2 separate regions of the Homo sapiens genome follow, and region 1 is linked to region 2. A link is an interaction called in ENCODE POLR2A ChIA-PET data of the cell type or tissue named here. Cell type or tissue: MCF 10A. All regions are shown on one strand. Each heading gives the region's core, and the rest is flanking DNA. Links, peaks and the distances in the headings are about the cores only.

What was found. ChIA-PET counts read pairs that join two places held together with the same protein. Peaks named below come from ENCODE experiments on the same cell type or tissue, not always from the same donor. Only the 100,000 strongest peaks of a DNase experiment are listed, where the experiment ranks them.
Region 1: POLR2A ChIA-PET joins it to region 2 with 15 read pairs; 4 of 35 experiments call an interaction of 5 or more read pairs at or near these places.

What each region holds. Positions count from the first base shown.
Region 1 is chr6:10,076,690-10,091,962 of GRCh38, forward strand. It overlaps the pseudogene OFCC1. Among named protein-coding and RNA genes, the nearest start is that of TFAP2A-AS2, 320 kb to the right of the region's middle. RefSeq lists a silencer at 5,783-5,983. In MCF 10A, for the core only: a CTCF peak has its summit at 8,013; DNase peaks (open chromatin) are centred at 5,882 and 8,132.
Region 2 is chr6:10,157,618-10,172,890 of GRCh38, forward strand. It overlaps the pseudogene OFCC1. Among named protein-coding and RNA genes, the nearest start is that of TFAP2A-AS2, 240 kb to the right of the region's middle. In MCF 10A, for the core only: no CTCF peak of the experiment used is centred there; DNase peaks (open chromatin) are centred at 5,784 and 6,124.

The sequences.
Region 1 (15,273 bases), core at 4,550-12,549, 79 kb before region 2:
TATACATGCATATACATACATATATTTAAAGGCTCTAAAACTTTATATTTATATTTACATACATATATTTAAAGGCCCTGAAACTAATACTGCAAGGGATAAGTCAGTGCTTCTTGAATGTCTTTTCTATCCCAGGGTTGCAGAGGGTTATGGAAGACACCCCTTAGCGGCCATGGGTGACTGGGCAAGAATGCTATCAGACACAGCCGGATGGCAGGGCTAGCTGCCCACCCCGATCTCCAGAGGGTTCCATCAGAATCTCCAGAGTCCTGAGTGCACTGAAAGGGCCTCCAGATGCCTGGGCTATGCCCTTCGGCAATTATTTAATAGTTGTGTGTCTCAGCTGAACTTTCAATATGAGGACAGGTTTGGAATTGTTAAAAGAGAAGCCTAGATGGTCCATCTGTAGACCTATTAAACAAGTAAAAAAGAATCATCTTAGTGTGTTTGGGCTGCTATAAAAACAAATCAGACTGGGTGGCTTAAACAATGGAAATGTATTTCTTATTGTTCCAGAGGCTGGGAAATCCAAGATCAAGGTGCTGGCCAATTCAGTTCCTGGTGAGGGTCTTCTTCCTGGCTTGTAGACAGCGACTGTGTCACTATATTTTCAAATCACAGACCACTATGGTGTTTCTTCTTTTCCTTTTTTTTTTTTTCTTGAGACAGAGTCTTGCTCTGTCGCCCAGGCTGCAGTGGCGCAATCTCAGCTCACTGCAACCTCTGCCTCCTGGGTTCAAGTGATTCTCCTGCCTCAGCCTCCCGAGTAGGTGGGACTACAGGCGCACGCCACCACATCCAGCTAATTTTTTATTTTTAGTAGAGACAGGGTTTCACCATGGTGGCCAGGATGGTCTCAAATCTCTTGACCACATAGTCCTGCCTCCTTGGCCTCCCAAAGTGCTGGGATTATAAGCATGAGCCACCACACTCGGCCTCTTCTTATAGGGACTCTAGCTTTATCAGATTAGGGCCCAACTCTTATAACCTCATTTAACTTTAATCACCTCCTTATTCCAAATACAGTTACTTTGGGGGTTGTAACTTCAATATAAGAATTTGGGGCAGTAGGCTGGGCGCAGTGGCTCGCGCCTGTAATCCCAGCACTTTGGGAGGCCAAGGTGAGTGGATCACCTGAGGTCAGGAGTTTGAGACCAGCCTGACCAACATGGCAAAACCCCGTCTCCACTAAAAATTAGCCAGGTGTGGTTTCGCACACCTGTAATCCCAACTACTGGGGAGGCTGAGACAGGAGAATCACTTGAACCCGGGAGGCAGAGGTTGTAGTGAGCCCAGATCACGCCACTTCATTCCAGGCTGGGCAACAGAATGAGACTCAGTCTCAAAAAAAAAAAAAAGAAAGAAAAGAATTTGGGCCAGTAGTGGGCGTGGGATGGCACACAATTCAGTCCACAGCAAGAACTACACAAATACAGATTTTTTTTTTAACTGTATAGGATCAGTTCAGAGATAGCACCCAGCTCACATTGATTTTGCACTTTTTAAACTACAGCAAAATCATGTTCTTTCAAATTTTCTACCTGAGGGGGGAATAACTTAGAATAATCAGGTAAGGCTTATGATAATTTATTATTTACAGAATGCAAAGAGTTCTGGATATGGACAAGGCAAATTTAGATAAGGAGCATTACCAAGTACATACTTCTGTCATTGAGACATGTCTTGGGTTGTGCCTGAGTGTCCTGAATTAGCCTTGTGATTCTCAGTGTGTTTAGGCTTCACTAACTTTCCCCTTTGCCTGTGGATGTTTTCAAATTATGAGGTGTCCAAGCTGAGGGAGATATTTGGGTCAAGAATATTAGATTCTCTTCTTCTATTTGCAAAGAATTGTTGTTATCTATGAAACAAGTGTTTTAGAAAACTTGGTTCATTAGCTCTGGGTACCTTCCCGCATTTTTTGATGTGTTTCTGTGGACTACACTGACCCCATACACAAACTTGATTGCACCTAGAGATATGGTGGTAATGTCACTGGACCTGATCACAAATAAGCTTTAAAAGTTTGAGGTATGTTATTTCACTGAAGGGTAAGTACTTCCGTTGGGAAGTGATTTTGACGATAAATCTTATGTAGGATTAAAAGCCTTTTTGGCCAAGTTCCTAGACTGAGACTATTTTTTTGCTTGTTCATTCATTTTGGTTTGAGGTGTAGGTCAGTCCTGAAACCAAAATCATCAGGAGGTAACAACTGCTGTGTGTGCATGCATGTGTTAATATATTTATGCACGCGTGCGCATGTGTGCATTTTCTCACTAGTAGTGTAACCTAGTATTTATTTCCAATTCCCACGATCCACTGAAAGCAACAGTGGTTTTAGTTCCATGAAGGAACAAATTGGTTCCTGCAGGAGCAGACACTGGTTTCCTACTGGCAAAATCTGAGGGCACCACCAAGCTGATTTGGCAAAATGAACTCCGAACCAGTCTATTCGTCACAGTGAGGGGCAGTTACCAACCAGAATGGCTCACTGGTGTCTAATAAAGACAGGAAGTGGTCTTTTGGCAAGTGGTCATTCTCTCCATCTTGGAGCATATTTCCTCTTGTGACTGGTAGGTATCAGCTATCAGGCAGCCTAATTTACCTGAAAAATGTTGTTAGGCATAGGATGAATTCAGGTTCATGGTGTAACAGTTTAAACAGAAGTAGTGCAGGTATTTCAAGAGGAAGTTTATTTTCTCCTTGAATGTGTATTTTACTCATTGGCAGGGCCACAAGGCTACTAAACATTCCTAATCCATATCACTGCTGCATTTTAGGCAAAACAAGCAAGTACACCTCATTATTTTGTACTGACTGGGTGTCTGTGAACCTCCGTAAGCAGAGCTGTGGTTCTTGTTCCCCATTTTTCCTGTACTCCTTTGGGCTGAACGATTTGTGGGCCCACAAACTACAATAAACTAGAGACATTTTGAACAAGAAATGTATTTGCCTCCTGCAAATACTACCTGATTGAGAAAGTGTGTGAGCATGTGTGTTAACATAAATATGATAAGAAGAACAAGAAGTTTAGTCTGCATGAATAAAGTGGCACTTTTTCTTGATGCCTTGATGTTTTATTTTAAAACTCACCATGTAAGGCAGGAAAATGTCTAAATTTATATTCCATAAAATCTGAGTTCAGCTACTGCGTCTACTTTAATGTGATGTCTTTAGGACATGAACCCATTATGATAATAATCTGATTGGTAAAGAGAGGTCATTAGATATCTTTCTCCAAAGAGATAGCTGCCAGAAAGAAATAGCGATTAGAGGTGTAAAAAAGATTTCTTTAATGTTTCCTGTTTTGCCATTTTATCTGTAGTAAAAAATTTATTCTTCCATGCTCAATAAATTCTGAAGAGTGCTTTGAGTTCAGGGGATAGTAGACTTCTTTACATGCACAATAACTGTTGAATACTGGTTATGAATGGGCTTCCTAACTACACTTTTGATGTATGCATATTGTTTTGATAAATGAAAATACAAATGCACTGAGGAAAAGATAGATCAGATTTTTGTTTCAGAAGGAAACTCAGTGATTCTTACCTCTTCACAAGAAAATGTATTTGATATATCTTTTGCTAGAATATTTTGTAAGCTAGAGGTTTTTTAAAATTTTCTTTCTGAAGTTTTATTAATGCTATTTTTATGGGGAAAAAATTATAACAACCACATAGTTATAGAAATTAGGCCAGGCACGGCGGCTTCTGCCTGTAATCCCAGCACTTTGGGAGGCCGAGGCAGGCAGATCACCTGAGGTCAGGAGGTCAAGACTAGCCTACCCAATATGGCAAAACCTTGTCTCTACTAAAAAAAAAATACAAAAAATTAGCCGAGTGTGGTGGTGGCTGCCTGTAATCCCAGCTACTCAGGAGGCTGAGGCAGGAGAATTGCTTGAACCCAGGAGGCAGAGGTTTCAACGAGCCAAGATCGCACCACTGCACTTCAGCCTGGGCGACAGGAGTGAAACTTCATCTCAAAAAAAAAAAAAAAAAAATTAAACACATTACAAGAGGGGTTGCTTCTTTTGGGGAATTATAGTGCCAGAACTGAAAAATGATTGTGCAATCAGTACACAGCTATATCCCCTTGTTATAGCTGTAGCATAGCTGTAGCAGCTCTGGATCTGGGAGCCACTATATCAAGGCGGCTACTGAGAGGAGCCCATTTCAGCTCTCTGAGCCCCAAGACTCTCCTGGGCATCATTTGAAATCTTTTTGGAGGCAGCCACACTCCCATGGCCCATGCACTCTGCAAACCAGTGAAGATGTGAAGATGGCACCATGCAAATGCCACCAAGATTTACTGCCTGTGCTCTCTGGAGGAGTAGCCACCACTGTACCACGGCTTGCTCGAACCAAACCTAGGGCAGCCGAGGACTACTGCTGACAAGTAGGGAGCAGAGCTTTAAGGTGGCGCTGGGCAGAGAGCCCTGAGATCCCACAGGCACCCTGGTCCTCTCCTTTGAAACGGTCCTGTCCTTGAGGCCCTGGCACTCTGGACTTGTGATGGGAGTGGCAGCCCCACAGATCTTTAAAATGCCTTAAGAGTCACTCTTCTATTGTCTTGATGAATAGCATGTGGCTGGTACATACTAATCTCCTTACTCACACCTTTGGTGTGCTCTCCCGAACATGCTTTCTCATTTGTTACAATATCGGCAGGCTGAGAATTTTCTGCATCTTTAACTTCTGCTTCCCTTTTGATGATAAATTCTGTCTTTGAATCTTTTCTGTCTCCTCGCATTTCCTATAAGCAGTCAAGAGAAGCCGTGCAGCACCCACAGCACTGTGCTTAGAGGATTCTTCTCCCAAATATTCAATTTCACCATCCACGAGCACTACCGTCCACTGAACACTAGGATACCAACACAGTTCAGCCAAGCTCTTTGCCACTTTGTAACAGAGATCACCTTTCCACCAGTTTCCCATAATACGTTCCTCATTTCCATCTGAGACCTCCTCAGGATGGCCTTTACTGTCCGAATTTCTACCAACATTCTGATCATGACCACTTAGGTAATCTCTAAGAAGATTGAAGCTTTGTCTACAACCCTCTTCTTCTGATCCCTCAATGGAGTCATCCTTTAAGATCCATTCTTGGTGATGTAGGCATTTTCTAGCATGCACTTCAGAACTCTTCCAAGCTCTACCCATAACTCAGTTCCAAAGCCACTTCCAGGTTTTTAAGCATTCGTTATAGCCACATTCTATTTTTTGGTAGCAATTTCTGTCTTAGTTCATTTGGCCTGCCGCAACAAAATACTTTAGACTAAGTAACTTACAAATAGTAGAAATATATTGCTGATAGTTCTGGAGCTTGGAAAATCCAAGATCAAAGTGGGATTAGGTTTCAAAATATTAATTTGGGGGGTACACAAACATTCAGACAATAGCACCTCCTTTATAAAACAGGAAGACTTATTTTCATAAAGTTGCTGCAAGAGTAAAATGAGGATGTACCCCCAGCATTTAGCATGATGCCTGACACAGCTCCATGCGGGCAAGAACCACACTCTTCTCATTCTCCTTTGCATGCTCAGTGTTTGATACTGTGTCTGGCACATAGTTGGTCCTCAATAAACACTTGTTTACTGATGAAATAATAAACACAAAATATTAGTTCTTGTTTTCTTAAATGTTTTGTAGCTGCTAAAATGTGATATATGCCGAGTTTTATATATAACTTGTTAAATATTAACACAATAATCCCTCCATATAAATTTCCAGCAAACAAATTTACTTTTTGTATCTTCTTGATTCTAGTATATGAAGCTGTGAATCACTCCTGTTAGACCTGTTGAGTAAAACAGGAAACTTGGGGAAATAAAAAAGGGAAGCAGTGTCAAAAGCAGAATGGATTGCCTCATAGCTATCAACTCATCCTCTCTGCGGTGGGGCTTTTTTTTTGCAGTGAAGTCTTGGAGGAAATAAGGGAACATGAGGGAAGGAAGATCCTGGCCTTGGACATCTCTTTTTATCCTCAGTCAGGAGAAAGACAGACAGAAGTGTGTGGAAGCATAAATGACTCATGTTTTGGCATAAGATTTTTATGGGCAGCCAAGTTACTGGATATCCCCAAGACTTCAGTGGACCCTAAAAGTGCTTAGAGGAAAATGCATAAGTCAGGAAAGCACTGAACACTTGACTGAGGACAGACAAATGCACACCATATTGATTTCAACAAAGCTAAATACTCAGTAAGCAGCGACTCATTAAAAATTGAGTGAGGAGAGTTGCTGAACAGTTTCTAGGAAGCAAAAGATGGCCAATGAAACAAACAGCTCCACACCCAATGTTACAAAATATCATTGCCTTGGGATTTATTTAGTGTTGGTGTTTGTTTTCTATTAATGAACTTCATAGGATTTTAAATTTTACTTTTGACTTCAGCTCCTCTACCATATATTTTTCTTAAAGTCTAGGACTTCGGATTATGGAAAGACTACTGTGTGTGTGTGTGTGTGTGTGTGTGTGTGTATGCATGTGCACACACTCATGTATCCATGTGTACATTACGTTGGCTTAAAACATGTAAAAGTGTGTACATATATGTGCTTGAGATATAGCTCTACACTATATGTATACACACACATACTCAAACATAGGTATGTACACACAGACGACATGTACCTTGCTCTCCTTTAGATGTGGAAACCTCTAGTGTGGAGTCTGTATCATATGGTTCTCATATAGTGCAACATTTATAGCACTGGTTAAGTGCTGAGCACAACATGAGCACTTAACAGATACTAAAAATGTTTTTAAACTTTAAGAGAGGAGAAGTTTAAAAATCCAGTCCCTTTGAAAGCGTTTAAAGTAACATAAAAATTCAAAGGAATAGAGGCACCATTTGGTTAATTAAAGCATCTTCTGATAAACCTTTGATATGGCTGACTGCAACATTAAGTGGCAAAGTGGCCACTTGTCCAGGACAACCCCAAACCCTAAAATTCTTGTGGTGGAGAAAACTATTTGGAAATATTTCTCTAAATTAATTCAAAAGTGTCTGAGGTCTTCTCATTTTTATTGTTCTCCCTAAAGAATATAAAGTGGAAAGAGTAATGAAAATAATTTATTTGAAAGACTGAGAAAATAATTCCTTAAATAGTTTACAAGTAGCCAAAGATGCATGATATTGGTAGTGCTGAAAGGAAGGGAAGAAGAGAGGGAGAGACGGAGGGAGGAAGGAAGGGTGGCAGAGAGGAAGAGAGGGAAGAGGAACAAAGAAACAAAAAGAAAAGAAAAGAAACACTGCAGCTGTGAATTGACTCCAGACCAGAGTATATTCTTTCTTCATCTGAGGTATTCTTAATACATTCCTGAAACTTCCAGAAGGATTTTCAACAGTTGAATGGGCCAAAGGAACTTGCATAGTCTCCACGTCCAAAGGCCAAACTCCGTTAAGGGAATGTAAATATATACCCTTAGGGTAGCATCCAGGGATACGGAATAAAAATGTTTGCTTATTCATGTATATATCCCCAAGACTGTAGAAAGCTCCTCTTCTTAAGAATATAACCTTTCAAGATGCAGGGACAAGAAAAAGCAGAAGAAAGAAAAAATACTAATGTCTCAGCAGCTCGACTGTGCATCTGAGAAAGACTTGACAGGCGACTCGGCACATCACGTCAATCTCATCTTAAAACCAAAATTCTGATGTCATATGGAGATGGCACACTGACATTCACTGAGCTCATGCTTAAGGGATTTCTCATCATGCGTGTTCAGACACTATCCCTTTTTAGAGTCTTGATCTGTGTCTCACTGGCTGAGCACTCAACAGGGAGGGAGTAGGTAGCTCATATTGCTTGCAGAATTTACATAAAGTGCTTAAACAGATATGTAAACCCTGGGTGACTTGCCAGGCATGGTAGTAAAATTTCTCAGCAGGCGTGATACCCTGTAGCGAGGACCTTCTAAATGGACTCACAGGGAGAAATGGGGCGGTTCAAAGGTAAAGACAATAGTTTCAAGCCTACACCAAGGCGAGCTGGCACAGGGATTGCCACAGAAAGAGAGGTGGCAGTGTTTAACCACTCCAGTTCTGGAAAACTCCATCCATCCCTCCTCCACCACCACCACCACCACCACCTCCTCTTGCTCAACACAGTGCTTCAAAGGAGCTTGGTGAATGGGCGAGTCTTGGGCGATGGGACTGAACACAACCTCCTGCTCACTGGGCCACCTGGATTGCCTAATAGCTGTCAACTCATCCTCTCTGCGGTGGGGCTTTAGTGTTGCCCTGAAGACAGCACAGCACAGCGGCTGGTAAGCCAGGACCTTTGATCCTTGCAGTCTCCACTATCGGGGCTTTTTCCCCCTCTTTTTCTGTCTTTCTCCAAACTTTGAAGATAATGAGTCTTAAATATTTGCAAGTAATTAGAAGGTGTGGCTGCCAAGGAAAAGTGAGTATTTTTCTTTTAAATGGGAAGAGTAGGTACTGTGCTCATCACACATCTCTAATTATATCACATGTGCTTATTTGGTCTCTGATAAACTGATCTGGCCCTGGTAGGGAAACCACACCTAGGAAGTAATGAGCCCCTCCTGCAACAATAATAGCCATTAAGAGGCGAGAAGCAGAGTGTCACCATGAGTTAATTATTTATCATTTACTGACAACTTCATCCTTCAACTTGCTTTTCAGCTTCAATATCTGAACAATGGAAGTAAGGGGACTGTGTATTCTCCTACAGGAACAGAGCAGATGATTTCAGAAAATACTATATGAAGTCTCCTTTTATTATGCATTTAAACAATTTTACTGAAAAACAAAGTCACCCTCTATCTCTAGGTTCATTTTTGGTACTTTTCATAGTGTGTGTGTGTGTGTGTGTGTGTGTGTGTGTGTGTGATGAAAGGACACATACAATTTGAAATGTGAGCAATACTTTATTATCCATTGCTAATGAAGAAAAAATCAGAAAGTCTAAAGGAAGCAAATACATAACTAAATGGATCACTGGGATAAAACCTTTACCCATATGAAACGTCCAACAGCTACCCTGAAGGGTAAAAATAAAAATGATAGCTTGGCTTATTCAGTCATTCTCCCACTTGACCGAACAATCTCTCAGCATAGAGAAGATGCACGCAATTATCTCACCCTGTAGGATTTGGCCAAGGTCTATGTAGTAGAACTTTCTTTCCTCCCCTATTTCTATCTCAGATGTAAAAAGGACATTTCAGATCATTTACCCAATGCCTTCATTTTACAAGGAATAAACTGAGGCACAGAGAAAGGCTGTTGGAGTGGCCCACGATCAAAAAATCAGCTAACAACAGATTCAGGTCTTCTGGTCCCACATAGAGTGGCAGCTGTCCTTGCCCTTACCCAGACTTTGCCTGTTCTCCAGTCCTTTAACAGGATGCTCCTAGCCAGCTGAGAGCCTTCACAGGCCTCGCTGCCCGTAGCCCAGCACCTGAAAAGTGAGGTTGTTAAACAGAGGCACTCACAGTCTTTCCTAGTGAGTCCGCTTTTCAATTTATAAAAGATAAAACGTTTTGGTAAGTTGTCAAAGTAGCAAAATGAGCTTCTTCCTCTACTCACATGTGTTGCTATGTGATGTTCACCTATTCTTGGGATTTTGTTTTCTTACACCTTCTAATTGTCTCATTGACTTTACCCTTTTAAAGGTGTGTGTGTGTGTGTGTGTGTGTGTGTGTGTAAACATATATGCATGCATGTATCTACACAAATATATTTTTTCCTGTTCAAACTACTCAACTAAGAAAGATGCATGAGAATATAAATAACACTTGTCTCACCTTTTTGAGTATTGACTTTGGACTATTTAAGAAGGATTTTAGTTTATGAGCTGTTGCCAAAGCATTTCAGTTTTTCTCTGAAGGCACTTCTCTAAGGCAAAATAAGGCTGAATAATGGCTTTTGGGGACAAGGGAAGTGGAAACTTATTTGTTTGTGTTTTTATAGGAACACAAATTAGAATAGGTTGAGGACTCCAGTATCCTCAATCCCAGAGGTATCCAGGGACGCTTCATTCTCAGCTCATGGCTGATTAGTACCCTCTTTTCTGAGAAACACAGGGGTTTGAGTCATTTATAGTATTTGACTAATCTCAGAATTTAAAGGAAAACTCAAAAGACTTTGAAAGTAAAAAGGCCATATAGGGCTGGGTGCAATGGCTCACGTCTGTAATCCCAGTACTTTGGGAGGCGAAAGCAGGAGACTGCTTGAGCTCAGGAGTTCAAGACCAGCCTGGGCAACATAGTGAGACCTCGTCTCTACAAAAAATAAAAAAAAATAGCAGGGCATGGCGGTGCCTACCTGCAGTCCCAGCTCCTTGCAAGACTGAGGCAGGAGGATTGCTTGACCCCAAGAGTTCAAGGTTACAGTGAGCTGTGATCATGCCACTGCACTCTAGCCTGGGCAACAGAGCAAAACCTCGACTCAAAAAAAAAAAAAAAAAAAGTAAAGAAAAGGGCCATATAGTAATATATGATACTAGATTAAAATCACAGGTTTCCAAGATGTCACTCATGGTTTTAAACATTTTACACGTATTAAATCATTTAATCCTTAAGACACCCCTGTAAGGCAGATACCATTATTATACCCACATTTCACATGAGGAAACTGAGACACAGAAGTTAGACAACAAGGTTACACCACTGGTCAGTGCTGAGCCTAGAAGTGGAGCCTGCACTCTGCACCCCAACACACTGCCCCCGGCCCCCGCCCAGTGAAAAGCAGGCTCCGTTCAAGAAACCAGGAAGCATCAGGTTGACATTCCAGGAATAGAAACTTTCTGGAAGCCGCAAGGGCCTCTCCTTTAAACACTCTTACCTACTCACACCCTGATCTAAATTAGGTTTAAGAAATCCAGGTAAGATCAGAATGCCTAAAGGGATGGAGCTCTTGCCGAACAGTGTATATGAAGAGGAATATGGTCTAATCCCAATGCCAATTTGTTCCAAGCGAAAGCAGAAGTCTCGATTTCAGGGGCTTGCCTCTCTAGCTCTCCAGGATCAATGGACCCAAGGATTCGCCAATACATTGTGAAGATGAGACGAGTTGCTGTCAACTTTTAGGAGGTGACCCAGGACACTGAAAGCCATTCTTCCAGAAGAGGCAGGAGCCTGTGATGCCCCTAAACACAGGTGCAACCATATATGTACACACACACACACACACACACACACACACACACGCACCCCAAAGCCTACTTACTTAAGCTCATTTCAACAGAACACTGCCAGACAGACAGACACAGAAATAACTCAGTACAAGATGAGCAATAATTATAAACGAGGTAACAGAGGAACAAGCTGCTGTGGGGATCTAGGAAGACGGTTCATGAGGAAATCATGGCCCTTCCTCCCACCCACCCCTTCCTGAGGAAGGGAGGCGTTTGGTGTGTGGTATTTTTCACCAGGCACACAATGGAGTTAGGTAACTTTGGAAAGAAAGGCAATTTAAATAAGGAGAGGCCTGATGAAGTAAGTTAACGATGTACATTCTTGGGTGGTGAGAAGATAAAACATGTAACAGTAAAAAATACGAGTTCATCAAAAGGAAGAGTGTGTGTATAGTATATTTCAAGATATTTCCACCTCTATTGGTCTTAATTAAAAAGCATGGTTTGGGTCAGGCGCAGTGGCTTATGCCTGTAATCCCAGCACTTTGGGAGGCCGAGGCGAGCAGATCACCTGAGGTCAGGAGTTTGAGACCAGCCTGGCCAACATGGTGAAACCCCATCTCTACTAAAAATACCAAAAATTAGCCGGGCACAGTGGCAGGCACCTGTAATCCCAGCTACTTAGGAGGCTGAGACAGGAGAACTGCTTGAAGCCGGGAGGCGGAGGTTGCAGTGAGCCAAGATCGCACCATTGTACTCCAGCCTGGGCAACAAGAAAAAAATATAAAAAACATGGTTTGGCATGTCGCTTAGGTCTGTTTTAGAATTTTCAAAATTTTTTGTAAAGAGTTTGTCCAATTTTCTGCCACTCACTATCTTTATTAACTTAAAGAATGAATATACCCACCAAAATAAGAAGATGAAAGAAAAAAGAACAAATATACCCATTTTCAGATATATCTTTTAAAGGAATAATTAGAATATGAAGAATTTCTTTATTAAAGAGGGAGTTTAATAAATGTACTAATATTACAAAGAATAGTACTACTGCCAAATATAAATTAACTGGCATCATAATATGCCCTTGTACTTCTTATAATTTGTATGACATTTTAAGATTTTAAAAAAGAAACCATAATTCAGTCTTTAAAACATAAAAATCTTAAAACTCTCCTTTCTCCTTCAGCTTCTAAACATGAAATTCATGGGTCAGAAGCCACGGTCTGAAGCTCAATGTAGATTTTTTAAATAGTATGTCAAATTTTTAAGCTATATATTTAGACACTTTATTTTATGGACCATTTTAGCTTCTATCCCATGGAAGTTCACTGTTTCAGGAACCTGTTTCTAAGAATGCAGTGGGGAACTTGCAGTCATTACCAGAAGACTTTTGGGGGACCTTTTATAACATACATTTCTATTTGACTGTGACAGTACCATGAGGCATTTTTCAACTTGACTCTTACAGAGTTTACTCAACCTAATAAAAGAGGCCTTCTATCTCTAATCATTCGTTTTCCCTCAACCAAAGAAGATCTTTGTCCCATTAGAAAAAAACAGTATTTTTTTTAAATGCAATTCTTAGTACTTAGCTCAGTAAGGTAGGGATGACTTGATTTTCAGGTTTGGTAAGAGTGATGTATTGTTTAAGCAATTTAAGCAACAAGTTTTAATAAATAAATTTTACTGCATTTAAAATTTAAAAAGGAATTCCCAAGCTCCTTAATGAAACTTTGCCTTAAGTTTACATACATATGTAATATATGTGTAAATATAAATCTGATAGACTTAAGAAATAAAATATTCTATTAACTTTGAGGTAGGTATAAATAATAGATAATAAATAGATCTCCATTTTTCAAATAAATGCTTTTTTCCCCATCTTGCAAAAAGAATGTATTCCATATTTATCTATGGCAGCCCTATTCAGAGAGGCAGTTTTATAATGAAACCCCAGCAGGCAACCTTTCTGAACCCAACCTTGAGTACTACTGTTGGAGTTGAAACCCTCACTGACTTAGTGGAGGCAAAGGAATAAAGAATAGGGACTGCTTTTTATTTCATTTATTTTATTTTATTTTATTTTTTAAGAGACAAAGTCTTGCTCTGTCACCCAGGCTGCATAGCAGTGGCAAGATCATGGCTCCACTATAGCCTCAAACTCCTGGGCTCAAGCAATCCTCCCACCTCAGCCTCTGGAGTAGGTGGGATTACAGACACATGTCACCCTGCCCCAGCAGAGCCTGCATATGGAAGAGTGGATGGACAATCCATTCTGCATCAAAAAGTGAGAGCTGACTTTAAATCCAATTCAATAGGTAGATAGTAGGTAAGTAGATGGAGCTTTGCATGTAGGAAATCATAGAAATAGTTTTATAAATTATTTTGTTATCTATTTATTGCCATGAAAATAAAACCATTTACTTTCAGAACTCTACTACCAAAATGTATTTGAGGCTGTGCGTGGTGGCTCATGCCTGTAATCCCAGCATTTGGGGAGGCTGAGACAAGTGGATCACTTGAGGTCAGGAGTTCGAGACCAGCCTGCCCAACATGGTGAAACCCCATCTCTATTAAAAATACAAAAATTAGCCATCATGGTGGCACGTGCCTGTAATCCCAGCTACTCGGGAGGCTGACGCATGAGAATTTGTTGAACCTGGGAGGGACAGGTTGCAGCGAGCTGAGATCGTGCCACTGCACTCCAGCCTGGGTGACACAGCGAGATTCCATCTCAAAAAAAAAAAAAAGTGTATTTGATACTTATTAAATAGTTATCAAATTTCAGAAATGCCAGATTAGAGATTGGCAATCTTTAAGGTTCCTTTTAATTTTACCCTTCATAGATATAAAAATCATTAAAGAGAAACCACTACTCCCTCTACTTTATGGTTGAAAACTTTAGCCCCTTCTAGAAAAATAGTCTATGTGCGCCTTCAAGTCCATACACATCTGAACAAAAGAATCTGCCACACTGTTGGAGTCTCAGAATGCTCAAAACTAGCAATGTCACTGGGCACTCCCATGGTGCGGTACTTCAGCCAAGGCCTAAAAGCAACTATTCTCCAAACACAGTTTCAAAACCCTATAATTATAAAATTCTGTTTGTGGCCTTTCAAAGTTGCTGTTTGTAACATTTTTAAAGTCTAGAACACAAAAACCACCATTCTAAATGATAGAAGGTTGTTTTTTTTTTTCACCTCATCAGTTATTTATGCCACTCAAACACATCATTGTGTTTACTGTTCAGCTTCTATATCATTAGGGATGAACAATAGGAAAAAAATAATTGCCGAACAGACAAAATTCTGGCAAATTGATAGGATAATGACATTATAAGTAAATAATAATTACACAATAGTATAGCTTGTGCTAATATAACTTATTGTGCCTACTGAGCCTACAATTAGCATCAATGTTTTTAATACCAGCCAAATTAATTTCATAGTTGACATTTCTAGCACAAAGTATTAGTAATTTTCAATCTTGTATTTTCTAATCCCAGAACCACCTACTGATACTGGAGAATGTTTAGAACTACTAACTGCGATGGCCGGGCACGGTGGCTCGCGCCTGTAATCCCAGCACTTTGAGAGACCAAGGCAGGTGGATCAACTAAGGTCAGGAGTTTGAGACCAGCCTGGCCAACATGGTGAAACCCTGTCTGTACTAAAAATACAAAAATTAGCCAGGAGTGGTGGCGGGTGCCTATAATCCCAGCTACTTGGGAAGCTGAGGCAGGAGAATTGCTTGAACCCGGGAGGCGGAGGTTGCAGTGAGCCAAGATCAAGCCATTGCACTCCAGCTGGGCCACAAGAGCAAAAAAAAAAAGAACTACTAATTGTGAACTAGAGCTAGAGCTTTATAATTCTACTTTTTATAAAGTCATCCCATCATTGCCTCTGCTTAGAGGTCTAACAATTCTTTGCCCATAGGAGTCCCCTAAAATATAACAACTAGATGATAAGTGAGTAAATAATTTGAAACACCCTGGCCAAGTGTATTAGTCCATTCTCACACTGCTATAAAGAACTACCTGAGACTGGGTAATTTATTAAAAAAAGGTTTAATTGACTTACACTTCTGCACACTATATAGGCTTCTGCTTTTGGGGAGGCCTCAGGAAACTTACCATCATAGCAGAAGGTGAAGAGGAAGCAAGCACATCTTCA
Region 2 (15,273 bases), core at 2,838-10,837:
AGGAGTTTGTGCCCTTTACATTATCATACATGTTACATATTACTGAATCATAATCAAGGCTTTACATACCTTGTTATTTGTTAGTGGTCTCTGTCAGCTAGGGGGCTAGAGCTCCACAAGGGCAGGGATTTCTGTCCTTTTGTTCAGTGATACATAATAAGCACCTGGAACAACACCTGACACATACTAGGCACTTAATATGGATTTATTTAATGGATGGATGGATGGGTAGATGGATGGATGATTGGATGGAGCCATATTCCCTACTAGATTACTAGATTGTAAACATCCCAAATAAACATTCTGGAAAAAGTAATACATGTACGTTGTTAAATACAATTCAAACAACCTATAAGAAAAGTATGAGACTCATTAGGGAAATTTGAACAGTGAATAATTGATGATATTCATAAAACACTGCTTGTTTGTTTAGGTGTGGAATGTATTGCAGTTATGGTTTACATATTTAACTACTTAAAGACACAATGACGGCTGGCGTTTGTTTCAAAACAATCTCAAGGCAGAGGAAGAGCAGTGAGGGAGATATGGATGAAACATAATCTACCATGAGTTGACCATTGTTTTGGGATAATGAGTGCATGAAAGTTTATTACACTGTCGTCTCTACTTTTGCTTAATATACTTAAAAATACTTAATTGTATTTTTTTCATAATAAAAACTTAAATATTCAAGTGTTACAGAATGGCATAGAGTTAAAAGCAAGACTCCGTCCCATCTCTGAACTCTTACCCCTACATCCTCTCATTTCCAGCTCATTCATTTAAAAAAAACATTCTTAACTACAAGCACCTAAAATATACCAAGCCCTATTGTAGTCGCTGGAGCTATAGCTGTAAGCAAGCGCTCGCATGCCAGTGTAGAAACAGACAATAAATAAGTTGATAAACAAATATATAAGACAATTTCAGAGATTGATAAGTGCTCTAAGAAAACAAAACCAGTTCTCCCCAAAGCAACCAGTGTTTCCAGGTAGTCTAGGCATTTAGCCACACATGTGTGTGTGTGCGTGCATGTGCACATGCGTGTGCGTGTGTGTGTGTGCATGTGTGCGTGCTCATGTATCACATACCCTTTTATTGCTCAGATGGGAGCATCCATGCTGTTCTATACTTTGCTTCTTTCCTTGAAAAATACATCCTACAGTTAAGTCTATACCCAGACTGTGACCTTTCAAGAGCAAGGGCCACATGAACTCACCCAGTGCCTGTCAGACCCACAGCAAAAGCTTGATAAATTTAATGCCTGATTGAAAGTCTTTCCAATCAAAAACTGGTTAAACAGCAAATACTCTGCCTTCTCACCCTCTCTGTACCTTGCCTCTCCTACTCCAAAGGTAGGATCCAAGGGAGGTTTGCAGAGCTGTGTGGTGCCTGGCATATGGAGAGCTTTCAATCAATGTTTGCTAGAGGAATTCAGAGTGGGATAAGAATTACAGCAAGGCAAAGACTGTCAGACAAACTTCTCCTTAATGAGAGCTGGGCATCTGGTGTGCTGCGCCAGGAAGAAAATGTGTGCCGGGTCCCCAGTGTGGACAGGTGTTCTCTGGCATTTGGAAGCAAAGCTAAAGCTCAGTTTACGGTGCATGCCGCATGGCCTAGTCTGGTTTTGGTTTTTTGCTTTTTGTTTTTGTTTGTTTCCTTCACCTGCTCTAGCTGCTACAGCCTTTTGATAATGCTGTGTTTGCCCTAAGAATCACCTTTAATTCTCAGCAGATCCCAGAGAGATGAACATGGAATCACTGGGCGATCACTTACCTCATGGTTTATTTCCTGAAGGGCTTGACTCTTATAAGATCCAAGATGTCACGTTAATTTTTAAAAATGTATTCTCAGTAGTCATATTGATTCTGTTGTTGTTTTTCTGGAAAGCATTAATAGCAGAAAGGCCACATGAGTTCAGTGGTCACCCAGACCATTTGAGCCCCAAACCTTGCTTAATCTTGAATGGCCTGAGAAAGGTTAGAGGTATTTGACTATTTTCTTAAAAATAAAATACCTGAGTTATTGATAAATACAAAAAAAATGGAGTGAAGGGGAAGAATGACCAACCGTAAATTGGAACTTATTTACTTATTTCCTAGCATTACTCATTTTAGGATAATGCCTATTTGTGTAAACAGAGTTGAAGAACATGAGGATATTCTTCCTGCTACTATATCCAGGTCAATGTGTGATGCTCCCTTTGCTCATCATATTTGTTTAAAAGATTGGAAGATTATTCCAACAAATTGACCTAGAGACCCCTTTTTCACAGCCCAAGATACTTGTAAAACTCTCCTTTTAAAATATCCCTACAAGATCTCATTTGACATAACATTAGTGTTAGGTTGAGTGGGAGCTCAGGTCTTTCCATGATGGTTGTGTGTGCTGGGTGAGTTATATCAGTTTGTGTGAAGAGAGGGAAGTGAATATGAGCACACAGAACATAGCAACAGAGGCTGGAGAATGCCTGCAAGTTTGAAATAGGAAAGGAAGATACCAAAGACATTTTCCATCAGGTTAACCATCAAAATCATCATAGAAAGAAGGACTGGCCAAAATGCTTGAGGTCTGCTCATGTAAACACATCTGTTAGTCAGCTGGGACTGCTATAGCAAAATACCACAGGCTGGATGGCTTATACAACAGACATTTATTTTCTGAGATCAAGGTGCCAGCATGGTTGGGTTCTGGTGAGGGCTGTCTTCCAGGTTTGCAGACAGCTGTCTTCTTGCTGTGTGCTAATGTAGGCTTTCCATGGTGTCCTATTGTGGAGAGAGAGAGATCCATCTCTCTCTGACTTCTTCTTCTTATAAGGGCACTAATCCCATCATGAAGGCCTCACTCTTGTGACCTCATTTAACCCTAACTACCTCCCAAAGGACTTTTAATATTATCACACTGAGGGATCAGGGCTTCGACATACAAATTTGGTGGAAGGGACACAAATATTTAGCCCAAAATAACACTGGAGTAATTTTAGCACTTTACACGTTTATTTCATTTGGTTGTTGTGAGAATGTATGTATATCACGAAGCCCTTTACAAGTTTGCTTTGGATTGATTATTCACTTGACATTCAAGAAATATTTCTTATCATTTACTCTGTGCCTGGTGCAGTCGTAGGCCTTGGAGAATTCAGCAGGAAAAAACAGATATGGTCCCTGTCCTCAAGGAGCTCACAGTTTAATGGGAGAAAGGAAGAGGCAATGAATAAACAAACAAACAAAGAAGAAAGTAAATACAAACAAATCAATCACTTGTGATTTGGCTTTGAAGGACAAAAACAGATGTAGTCCTAGAGAAAAGGATGGGGAAGAGGTGATTAGGAAAGGCTTCTGAAAAGGTGACATTGAAGCTGATACCTGAAAGATAAGAAGCCTGCCCTGTGGAAAATGCAAGAGTGTTCCAGCAGATGGAACAGCAGGTGTGAAGAGCTCCAGGCAGAATAGAGGCTAGCATGTTCTAGGAACCAAAAGAGGTTCCTGTGTCTGGAACGCAGTGTATGATGGGGAGAATACAGCATGAGGTTGGGGGGATTGGGAGGACAAATTGCAGGGGGCCTTGTAGGCCAAGGTAAGGCCTTCATTTTATTCTAAGGATGATGGGAGCTGTTATAGAGCATAAGCTGGGGAAAGAGGTGGTTTGGTTCATGGGACTTGTTCACTGTCATGAGAAGCAGTCAGTAGATAAAGGTAAAGAAGGCAGGAAGAGACAAAGACGAAGCCAGAACCAATTTAGATACTTTGAGTAAATCAGTTTTCTTCTAGCCTTCGCGATCCTAGAAAACTATATGTAGACTTAGTGTTGTTTGAAAATCATTTTTCAGGTGATGAAGGGACTGTGCATTCAGCAGACATTTGTGGAGTGTCTACCCAGATGTGCTATGTGGTGGTAGCACAAAGATTGAATAAGACAAAAATCCTGGCCACCAAGAGCACTTAGGCCAGTCAAGGATACTGACAAGCACACCAAAGACACTCAAAGAACATGTGAAGAGCTCTGAGAAGAGTAGTTAAGGAGGAGGAGGAGGAGGACTCTGAAGATCGAGTCCTGCCAGGGAGGGAAGGCAGCAGGAAAGGTCTTGTTCAAAAAACAAGTGCTGCATGAGCAGATTCCTTAAGGAATGAGGAAGACTTTTCCCAGGTGGATGGAGTTAGATGTGGAAAAGCAGGCAGCGGGAACAGCACACACAAATATTCGGAGATAAGTGAGCCGCGAGCGTGAAAGCCACTGTGACAGCTTGTGTGGTCAGAGCGCTGGGCCCCAAAGGGGAGTGACAATGAGGATCTTCTCTACCAATAAGAGGGGAAGAGGGAAGAAAGCTAAGATGAATTTCTTTAGAAGACGTGTGAAGAACAGTTTGGAAGTAGAATAAAGGCAAAGTAGAATCAGATGCAACAGCCCAGGTAACAATACACTAGTCACGTCTAAGGCAAGATGATAAGCCTTAAAAAGGTAAGACCACATGACAGTCTTCACCGTATTCCCTTGAGCACCAGGTACAAAACCAAACACGCAATATTTTCTTAAATTATTATTAAATTGCATTGAGTAAATATAGTACCCTCACACTGAGGGATCAGGGCTTCCACATATGAATGAATTAGAATTTGTATATTCTAATATACAAAATGTCCAGTTCTAGATTCAGGATAAGATATTACCCTACCACAGAGAGGCAAAGCACTAGGTGCTATTTTTACATATTTATAAGGCCCAAACAGGTTAATGCATATTCTTGACATCACAGATTTATTTCTATGTTAATTTACTTTCAGAAAGCATGTATAACCATAATATACATGGGGAAAAAGTAATTTTATTCATGTGTTTGGACATAAAAAATATCATTATGCAGTCTAATAATCCCAGTTGACAGTTAGAATCATTAAAAAAAAACAGATATATTAAGAAAATTCAAGAAAAGCAACAACCACACTATGGTCTGGCTCCTCTGTTTTGTTGGGTGGCACTGATTTATACCAGCAGGCACAGTCATTTACAAGTCCATTTTGTGATCAATGCCTGGCCTATTTGCCTATATACAGCATTATGAAAAGTGCAGGCAGGCCTGCTAAAGAATTTCAACGGCCTAGACTTTGCAGGCAAGTGAAAAAGAAGGGTTTTTTGTTGTAACCTGTTATGTTTACATTTTTTTCTACCCTACGGTGACAGCACAGGTTTGGGGTCCCTGGTTACATACCAATGTACTACTATATATACCATTTAAAAATTCAAATGGGGTTAGTTTAGATGTTGATTCAGATCTTCTCCAAAATAGGAAAGGGCATTTTTATTCCTTTTGGATGATTCAAATCTTTTCCAGAATAGAAAAGGGCATTTTTAGTCAGTTTGGATAACTTTGAGATTTTTCTAGATAAATTTAATCTGTAAGGGACGAAAGTCGATCGGGAATTATCTCTGCCAATGACTTGGTCCAGCCAGTGAGCTTGTGAGTAAATCCTGCTTCTTCTCCACATAACTTAATTCCCACATTTCCCTCCACTTCCACTGAATGAAAAGAGAAGATGTTTCCACCATAGGAAACCACAGATAATTGAGAGAACTTTCTAAGATAGTTTTTCCTTTCTTCTTTTTATCCTCACTTTCTCTCCCCACTCAGAGCTTAAACAAGTGATACATCTCTGGCTTTCCTTGCAGCCCTCCTCCCCGCCCCTCCTTTTGGATAAGCCTCAGCTTCGTGGCCTGGCATGCCGGAGAAACTGGTTCTACACACCCAGGGGGAAAATGACAGCTTTTCACCGCAAGCTGCTCAGCTCATAAATAGCGAGGGGTAGCGTCCACACACGTCTCGACCTGCCTCTTTCCAAACGCCTGTACAGCCAGCATGGCAGGAAAGTCTTCAGAGAACATTAACAGCTCTTTACATAACTTTCTGTAAAGCAGCTTAGTAATGTTTGCAGCCTAAACAGCCCACAGGTGACAGCTCTGCCATTCTAATGCCTACAAGTGAATGACCAGCTCAACTGGGTGGTTCTTTCTTCTTCCAGAGTGGCCCTGGGAGACAGGGAGAGGGAGAAAAGAACAGAGGTGAGCGGAGAGAGAAGTTAGCTTAGTAAAGAATGAAGTGTCCACAAACCTGGCAAAGGGCCTATGATTTTATGCCTTGAGGTAAGAAAGTCAACTGCTTTTCCTGGAACTTGGTCTAAATTTAACACCCGCTTTTGCAAATGTCTGCTGTACGGTGAGTTGTGTGAGCTCATGGTGGAAAGTGACAAAGTAGGTACACAGCTGATATAATTTATTTATAAATGCATGAGTGCCGAAAGGAGGTAAAATCATGCAGAGTTGATTTAGCTGTTGTGTTGTTCACGGAAAACATGTTGCACACCAACAAAACACACAGATGCACATCTAAATTATTTTAAAGATCACATTTAAACCTGGAAAATACCAGTGGCTTTTTAACTTTATCACATCATAGTTAGGGCTTTAAAAAATGAATCTATTATTGTTTCCTTATGAGACTATAAGAGAAATAATGAATATTAAAATGAAGGTACTTAGTTGTCCTTTAGTATTTAAAACTACCAGGAAAGAAAAAGAAAAACAGTTTAGGTTAAGTTTAAGGAAGGAAAGGAAAAGGGGAAAAAATAGGTTGTCATTTTCAGATTATCATTTCATTTTACTTTAATAAGATTTTTAGGTGGTGACTGTTTTGTTTGTTTGTTTGTTTTGCAAGCTCAACAGTATAACAACAGAACTTAAAGATCTTCGGGTTTGAGAGGAATTATTAAGGGCTAGACCTGTTTTATGTATTGCTTTTAATATACATTTCACAGCATTTACTGCAGTAATCTCTTTGGGGAAATTAGCAATGGAACAATTTCTATATTTAAGAACCATAAGCCTCCATGTATGTTGAATTAACCTATTGTATAACCACAATACTAACAGCAAGGAAAAAGATTTTATTAAAATAGGGTTATTGCACCTTTTTATTTTTCTCTACTCCACTCAGCAGAATCTTAGAAAACTCTTCCATAACCTTAACTTTATCTTCAAACATAAAGTGATTACATGCTTTCGATATACTGTGTTTTTGCTTTTGTTGATAAATAGCTTTCCTGTAAGAAATGGATCATGACAATCAGAAATTAGATAATTGTAAACAAATTATATTTTACTGATAAAAATACAACCACGAATATGAAGACACTTAGAAACAGAAAAAGAGCAAGTTACATTTTCCATACATCAATATATAAAAACAGCCAGAAGAAATTTTTTCAAAATCAGGAAACAGTTCCTGGTCTATAAGGTATAAATCCTAACTCTTTACCAAATGTATAATTCTATGTTTTAAAAAATATTAAAAATTAAAAATTGGCTATGAAAATAGCAATTCATATTATTGTGGAGATTTATATACAATGGGAATCAAATGAGAAAGAAAATATTATATTCTTATTTGTATAGCAATGAAAACAACAGAATAAATCTGGAATTAAAGCTGGTCTTTAAAACAATTTCAGTGTAAAGTTAAAGCATTTATTCTACTGCATATATTTTATAATCTACATAATGCCTAACTCTTGCCCAAGATGAGCTTTCTGCACAGATAGATACTTAAAAGCTACTTTTTAGAGACACTGCTACTCAAGATTTATCATTAAATTTATTCCTTCTCCCTTTCCATTATGGATAAATGTTCTTGAGATCTAGAGAAAAGAACTTCCTGCTTCCTCCAGAAAGTAAACTAAATCAGAAATAAAGAAGAAATAAATATAACAACCCAATAGAAAAAGTACAGAAGTCATCTGTAGTTATACACTTTGGCTTCAAATGAAGAGATAAGCAAATTAAGACCTCCCAGGAAAATCCATGCCACTTCTTACACAAAACCCAAGCCACTACTTGGACATTGAGTTAGTTCAGTGTAGACTTTCTGCCAGACATAATGTATTTGATAAAGCTTCTGGCTTTTTATCTTCAGACTTGGTTTGCTATATTAATTCAAGAGTCTCAGGAATATGAGAAACAATGGCAATAATTCAAAATTTTTCATTATCTGTTCTTGGATATGTCTTCATTTGTCATAACTGTAGGGCTGTAATAAAGGAGCTGCTTCTGTCTTCTCATATAAATTTGGGTTTATTCTTTCTCAGTACTAGTTTCAGTCTTGGACTCCCCTGGCCTGAGGGAAGGGTCTGCGCTCCTTCTCACCCAGGTACCCTCAGCTGGATGTATTTATTACCTCCCACACCAAGACCACCTTGGTCTCTGATCTTTCCAGCCTCAGAACCCATCTCTTCACCTCAGCTATCATCACACCGTTAGTGAAAGGGTGAGGGAGCGCCAGACTTTTTCACACTGAAACTGATCACAAATTCATAGAAAACCCAGAGCCAAGATTATGCAAACCACAGTTTATAATGGAAGCCATTTCTATGTTAAAAGAAAAACCTTAGACAAATTGAATTTACCAGAGTTTAATTGAGCAAAGAATGATTCGTGAATCAGGTAGCCCCTGAACCAGAACAGGTTCAGAGAGACTCCAGCACTGCCTCCTGGTCAAAGAAGAATTATGGACAGGAAAGCGGAAGTGACTACAGAAAAAGGAAGTGAGGTTGCAACTGGGTGTTTGCCTCATTTGAACATGGTTTGAACAGTTGGCCGCCTTTGATTGGCCAAAACTCAGTGATTGGCATGAGAGTAGGTTACAGTCTGTTAACACATCCAGTTAGGTTACAGTTCACCATGCGCGAAGAAACCTTTAGGCTGAACTTAAAATACATAAGGAAGCAGGTTTAGGCTAAACTTAATTTAACACCTATTGAAAAATACAAAAATCCTAAAGCAGGATTCACTATAAATATTTATTTCCAGAATTCCTTTCCTTCCCCTTCTTTGTGGCTTTGCCTATGTTCTTCCTAAAGCCAGGGAACATGCTAATTAGGATTAAAAAGGCCACAGTCTTATCAGTCTTTGGTAAGGCTTTGTTAGCATAATAACCAAAGTTATAAGAGTTGTTTGATATTAACAAGAGAAAGGACTGTTTGTCTTGTCGATTTTCACTCAAAACGATGCAGATGATCACCCTTCCTGCTCCCATATTCATCAAGGGAAAAACTAGAATGTATTTATTGAATGGTGAGTTTGAACCCTGGAATAAAGGCTAAAACCAAATGGGCAGTGGGGAGTATAACACGGAGATCTCAACAGCGGACTCGCTAATGCCCTTGGGAGGGAGCATCTGAATGGGCAGTTGACTCCTGGGCTTTTACATTGGCTGGCTTCTCTTCCTAGAACCTTCTTCTCCCTTTTAGGTTATAAAATACTCTCACCTTCTTCTAGTCTTTGCTAAAATGTTTATATTTTGATGGGGCCTCCCTTGACCATGCTATTTAACATTGCAAACCACCCTTCAGTCCTCCACTATAGATTCCCTGTTTCTTTCTACTACCTACCCATCACCTCCTAACTCTATACTCTATTACACTAGATCATGTGCTTTTTTATTAAGTTTTCATTTATTGTTTGTCTCTTCCCAACCACAAGAGGATAGACTGTTTTGGTTTGTTTTGTTTATTCATGTTCCCTAATTTTTCCAAGCATCTCTAACAGAGCCTATGGATACCATTAATTTCTATCTACTCATAGACTCCATACCTCAGGCCATTTCAAATATTACCAGTGTAATTAAGTAAGGGGTTACATTTAGGTTATCATCCGCCCCCCCGCCCAAAAAAAAAGCCATGATGGCAATACATAGCTGAACAGCTCAGTCTACCATTTTTAGTCTCTTAGCTCAGAATTTTCAATATCTATCAGTTTCCCACCAATCCCTACATTGCCACCAATAACTGAGATTTCCTTTTTCAATCTGCAAGTTATTGCTAACAAGCGATCATTGATTAACTGTGTTCATTAAGCAGTCTATTGAAAAGAGAGAATCTTAGAAAAACAAAAATAAATATAAAAGGTCATCTCACCATGAATTACTGCCACCACACCACCAAAAGAATAACAGTGAGAAGAAGGGAAAGAGAAGAAAGAAGCAGAGGAAGAGAAGAGATGTTAATATATTAATCATTTACATTGGAAAATGATCCTCCTAAATGCTGTTATCAGTTCATATACCATCACTATCAACAGTCATACTTCAGTTTTGGGTTTTGTTTTTTTTTTTTGTAATTTCAAAGAAAAAATGTGAGATAGGAAAAAAATGAAAACACATCATGAGATAGGGAGAAATTTGAGGTCTCAAGTTGACAAACGGAATGTTCATTTTGGTTTTTAAAAATTTAAATAACTTTTTCACTGACACTTGCAGAACAGAAATTATTTTTTAAATTATGCCTCTAAAAGCCAGAAGACGTAATCATAGCACTTTCTCTATTATTCTCACCTCTAAATGTTCATTCGTTTATTTATGTATTTATATATTTATTTATTTATTTTTAAGGCAGCTCCTCCCTCTGACTCCCAGGCTGAAGTGCAGTGGTGTGATCATAGTTCACTCAGTGTTGACTTCCTGGGCTCAAACGATCCTCCCATGTCAGCCTCCTGAGTAGCTGGGACTACAGGTGCAGGCCACTACCATTGGCTAATTTTTATTTATTTATTTATTTATTTTTGTTTTTGAAACAGAGTCTCTGCCACCCAGGCTGGAGTACATTGGCACGATTTTGGCTCACTGCATCCTCCGCCTCCTATGCTCAAGTGATTCTCATGCCTCTGCCTCCCGAATAGCTGGAATTACAGGCATGTGCCACCACACCTGGCTAATTTTTGTGTGTGTGTCTGTGTGTGTGTGTGTGTGTGTGTGTGTCTGTGTGTGTGTATTTTTAGTAGAGATGGAGTTTCAACATGTTAGCCAGGCTGGTCTTGAACTCTAGCCTCAAGTGATCCACCCACCTGGGCCTCCCAAAGCGCTGAGATTACAGGAGTGAGCCACCACACGCAGCCTATTTTTTATTTATTTGTTTGTTTGTTTGTTTTATTTTTATTTATTTATTTTGCAGGGATGGGGTTTCACCATGTTGTCCAGGCTGGTCTGGAACTCCTGAGCTCAAGTGATCCGCCCACCTCAACCTCCCAATGTACTGGGATTACAGGAGTGAGCCACCGTGCCCATCCTGTGGTTGAGATCTTATGTCTCTCTATATTTGCATTCAATATAACTTCTACTATTTTGTTTGGCACAGATATACTTTGTTAAATTTATTATCGGGAGGTAAAAAATATCAGACTGATTTTGACAACTCTCGGGTTCTCGAGTAAGACTTCGAAATTCATAAAGAAAAAGCATTTCCAATTTTCTGTTGCAGATCATGTAAATACTAGAGTGGAGTCTAAAATCTCCTGCCTGTGAACTGAGCCCATGACCCTGCATAAATCATTTGATCTGCTCTGGTTCCCATAATTCTATGCTTATTTATAAATACAGCTGAAAGACTATTAATTTCTTCACCAGGCACAGGTAAAGGAGAGGAATGGGAGCCAGGGCAAAGGATGTTGAGCCAAAGCCAATGTAAACTAAGGCGAAGAAGCCAGTACTGTCATTTGCTATTCAGCACCTGTTTAGTTATTAGTAGATATCAGATGTGTCACTGTAAGATTCTAAGCAAAGGGCTAGAGAGAAGATACAGGAAATTTTAGCCCTGTGGGTTAAGGCTCAGTAGAATGATTTGAACAATATTCAAAGGATGAATCAATGAATCAACATATGAGAGATTCAAAATGCAAATATTTAAAAATCAAATAGGAAAATAAAGAACTCTTTGAGTCAATTTCAAATATTTAGCTCCTGAAAATTTAAATAAATGAAGTTTTCACCTGAGCGCAGCAGCTCATGCCTATAATCCCAACAACTCGGTAAGCTGAGGTGGGAGAATGGCTTGAGGCCAGGAGTTTGAGAGCAGTCTGGGCAACAGAGTGAGATGCCATCTCTAAAATAAATAAATTCATTAATTAAATAAATGAAATAAATTCAGCCCGGCATGGTGGCCCATGCCCATAGTCACAGCTACACAGGAGGCTAAGGTGGGAGAACCACTTGCGCCCAGGAGTTCAAGGCTGCCGCGAGCTAGGATTGCAGCACTGCACTCCAGCCTGGGCAACAAAGCAAGACCCCAGCTCTAAAAACATAAATAAATAAATAATAACAATAATAAAGCTTTTCCTGAAAATTAAAGGTATAGGAAAGTGACAGAGGAAATAGGACTTATACAGGTATTTAAATGAGTATTATATGTTTATTGTGGCAATTTTATAGTAACTGAAACTAACAGAAACCACAAAAGGAGATTAATCAAATTATAGTACTTCATACAATAAAATACTACACATCTGTAAAAATAATGTAAAGAAATTTTTTACATCATGGGAAAGTCTTTTCAATACAATGTTAAGTGGAAAAAAGGTCTACAAATGAGTACATATATATATAATGAGTATATATACAAATGATGGTATACAAATATATATTACAAATATATACAAATATGTACAAATATATACAATTGTGTATATATACGAATGAGAACATATATAATGAAGCCATTTTTATAAATAAGAAAATAAACGTGTATCTGTATACAGATGTTAGCCATTATGTCTCTATTAACTAATTATTTATTAATTCTAATGTATATTTACAACAAATATGTATTATAATTGTCTTCTTAAGAAACAATATGTGTATATATATGTGTGTGTGTGTGTGTATATATATATAGTTTTTTTTTAATATTGTTGTGGTGGTGGGCAGAATAATGGTTCTCTAAAGATGTCTATGTCCTGATCCAAGGAACCTGTGACTGTGATGTGGTGTGTTCACAGCAAAGCAAAATTAAGAATGTGGATAGGGCTGTGGTTGTTAATCAGCTGACCTTAAAATATTATCCTGGATAGGTGCAATATAATCACATGAGTTCTTAAAAGGAGAAGCAGAGGATTAGAGAAGGACATGAGAAGGACTCACTTGTTGTATTAGCCTGTTTTCACACTGCTATAAATAACTGCCTGAGACTGGGCAATTTATAAAGGAAAGAGGTTTAACTGAATCACAGTTCAGCATGGCTGGGGAGGCCTCAGGAAACTTACAATCGTAGTGGAAGGCAAAGGGGAAGCAAGGCACCTTCTTCACAAAGCAGCAGGAAGGAGAAGTGCCAAGTGAAAAGGGAAGAGACCCTCATAAAACCATCAGATCTCGTGAGAACTCACTCACTATTAAGAGAACAGCATCGGGAAACTTCCCCCATGATTCAATTACCTCTACCTGGTCTCTCCCTTGACATGTGGGAATCAGGGGGATTATAGGAATTGCAATTCAAATAAGACTTGGATGGGGACACAAAGCCTAACTATATCACCTGCCTTCACTGGCTTTGAAGTTGGAAAAAGGAAGCCACAAGCCAAAGAATGCAGTGGTTTCTAAAAGCTGGTAACGCCCCTCAATTAATAGCCAGCAAGGAAATGGAGACCTCAGTTTTACAACCACAAGGAACTGAGTTCTGTGAACAACCCCAGGAAAGAGCAAACAAATTCTCCTCTGGAGCCTCTAAGAGAGGAACGGAGTCAGCCTACACCTCGATTTTAGTCCAGTGAGATCCGTGTGGGGCTTCTGACCTACAGAACTCAGATGATAAGTTTGTCTTGGTTTAGGCCTCTACATTTGTGATCCTTTGTTATGGCGGCAAGAGACAACTAACACCATCAGAAAGGGTTTGGAAATGCAGAGAGAACAAGGAGAATTAATTTCACAAATGAGGAAGACTCAGTAGAAATACACCATATATGAGAGATTCAATAGGATCAAAGGTTAATAGAAGGGAAAGAGACAAAGATGGAAAGATCCAGATTACAGAAAGCCAGAGGCACAAATCTGGATGATAAGGAAGTCAGAGAAGATCGAGGTGGTGCATGTCAGTGAGAGGTGACAGCGTGCTCACCTCTGAGGGCTGCGCTCTGAGGGCAGTCCTCAGAGCCCTCGCTCGCTTTCGGCGCCTCCTCTGCCTGGGCTCCCACTTTGGAGGCACTTGAGGAGCCCTTCAGCCCACCGCTGCGCTGTGGGAGCCCCTTTCTGGGCTGGCCAAGGCCGGAGCCCACTCCCTCAGCTTGCAGGGAGGTGTGGAGGGAGAGGCGCGAGCGGGAACCAGGGCTGTGCGCGGCGCTTGCGGGCCAGCTGGAGTTCCGGGTGGGCATGGGCTTGGCGGGCCCCGCACTCAGAGCAGCCGGCGAGCCCTTGCTGGCCCTGGGCAATGAGGAACTTAGCACCCGGGCCAGCGGCTGTGGAGGGTGTACTGGGTCCCCCAGCAGTGCCAGCCCACCGGCGCTGCGCTCGATTTCTCACCAGGCCTTAGCTGCCTTCCCGCGGGGCAGAGCTCAGGACCTGCAGCCCGCCATGCCTGAGCCTCCCAACCCCTCCATGGGCTCCTGTGCGGCCGGAGCCTCCCCAACGAGCGCCACCCCCTGCTCCACGGCGCCCAGTCCCATCAACCACGCAAGGGCTGAGGCGTGTAGGTGCACGGCACTGGGGCTGAGGCGTGTAGGTGCACGGCACTGGGACTGGCAGGCAGCTCCACCTGCAGCCCAGGTGCGGGATCCACTGGGTGAAGCCAGCTGGGCTCCTGAGTCTGGTGGGGACGTGGAGAACCTTTATGTCTAGCTCAAGGATTGTAAATACACCAATCGGCACTCTGTATCTAGCTCAAGGTTTGTAAACACACCAATCAGCACCCTGTGTCTAGCTCAGGGTTTGTGAGTGCACCAATCGACACTCTGTATCTAGCTGCTCTGGTGGGGCCCTGGAGAACCTTTGTGTTGATACTCTGTATCTAACTAATCTGATGGGGACATGGAGAACCTTTGTATCTAGCTCAGGGATTGTAAATGCACCAATCAGCGCCCTGTCAAAACAGGCCACTGGGCTCTACCAATCAGCAGGATGTGGGTGGGGCCAGATAAGAGAATAAAAGCAGGCTGCTCAAGCCAGCAGTGGCAACCTGCTCGGGTCCCCTTGCACACTGTGGAAGCTTTGTTCTTTTGCTTTGCTCTTTGCAATAAATCTTGCTGCTGTTCACTCTTTGGGACCACACTTCTTTTATGAGCTGTAACACTCACTGTGACAGTCTGCAGCTTCACTCCTGAAGCTAGCAAGACCATGAGCCTACTGGGAGAAACGAACAACTCTGGACGCAGTGCCTTAAGAGCTGTAACACTCATCGCAAAGGTCTGCCGTTTCACTCCTGAGCCAACAAGACCGCAAACTTACCAGAAGGAAGAAACTCTGAACACATCCGA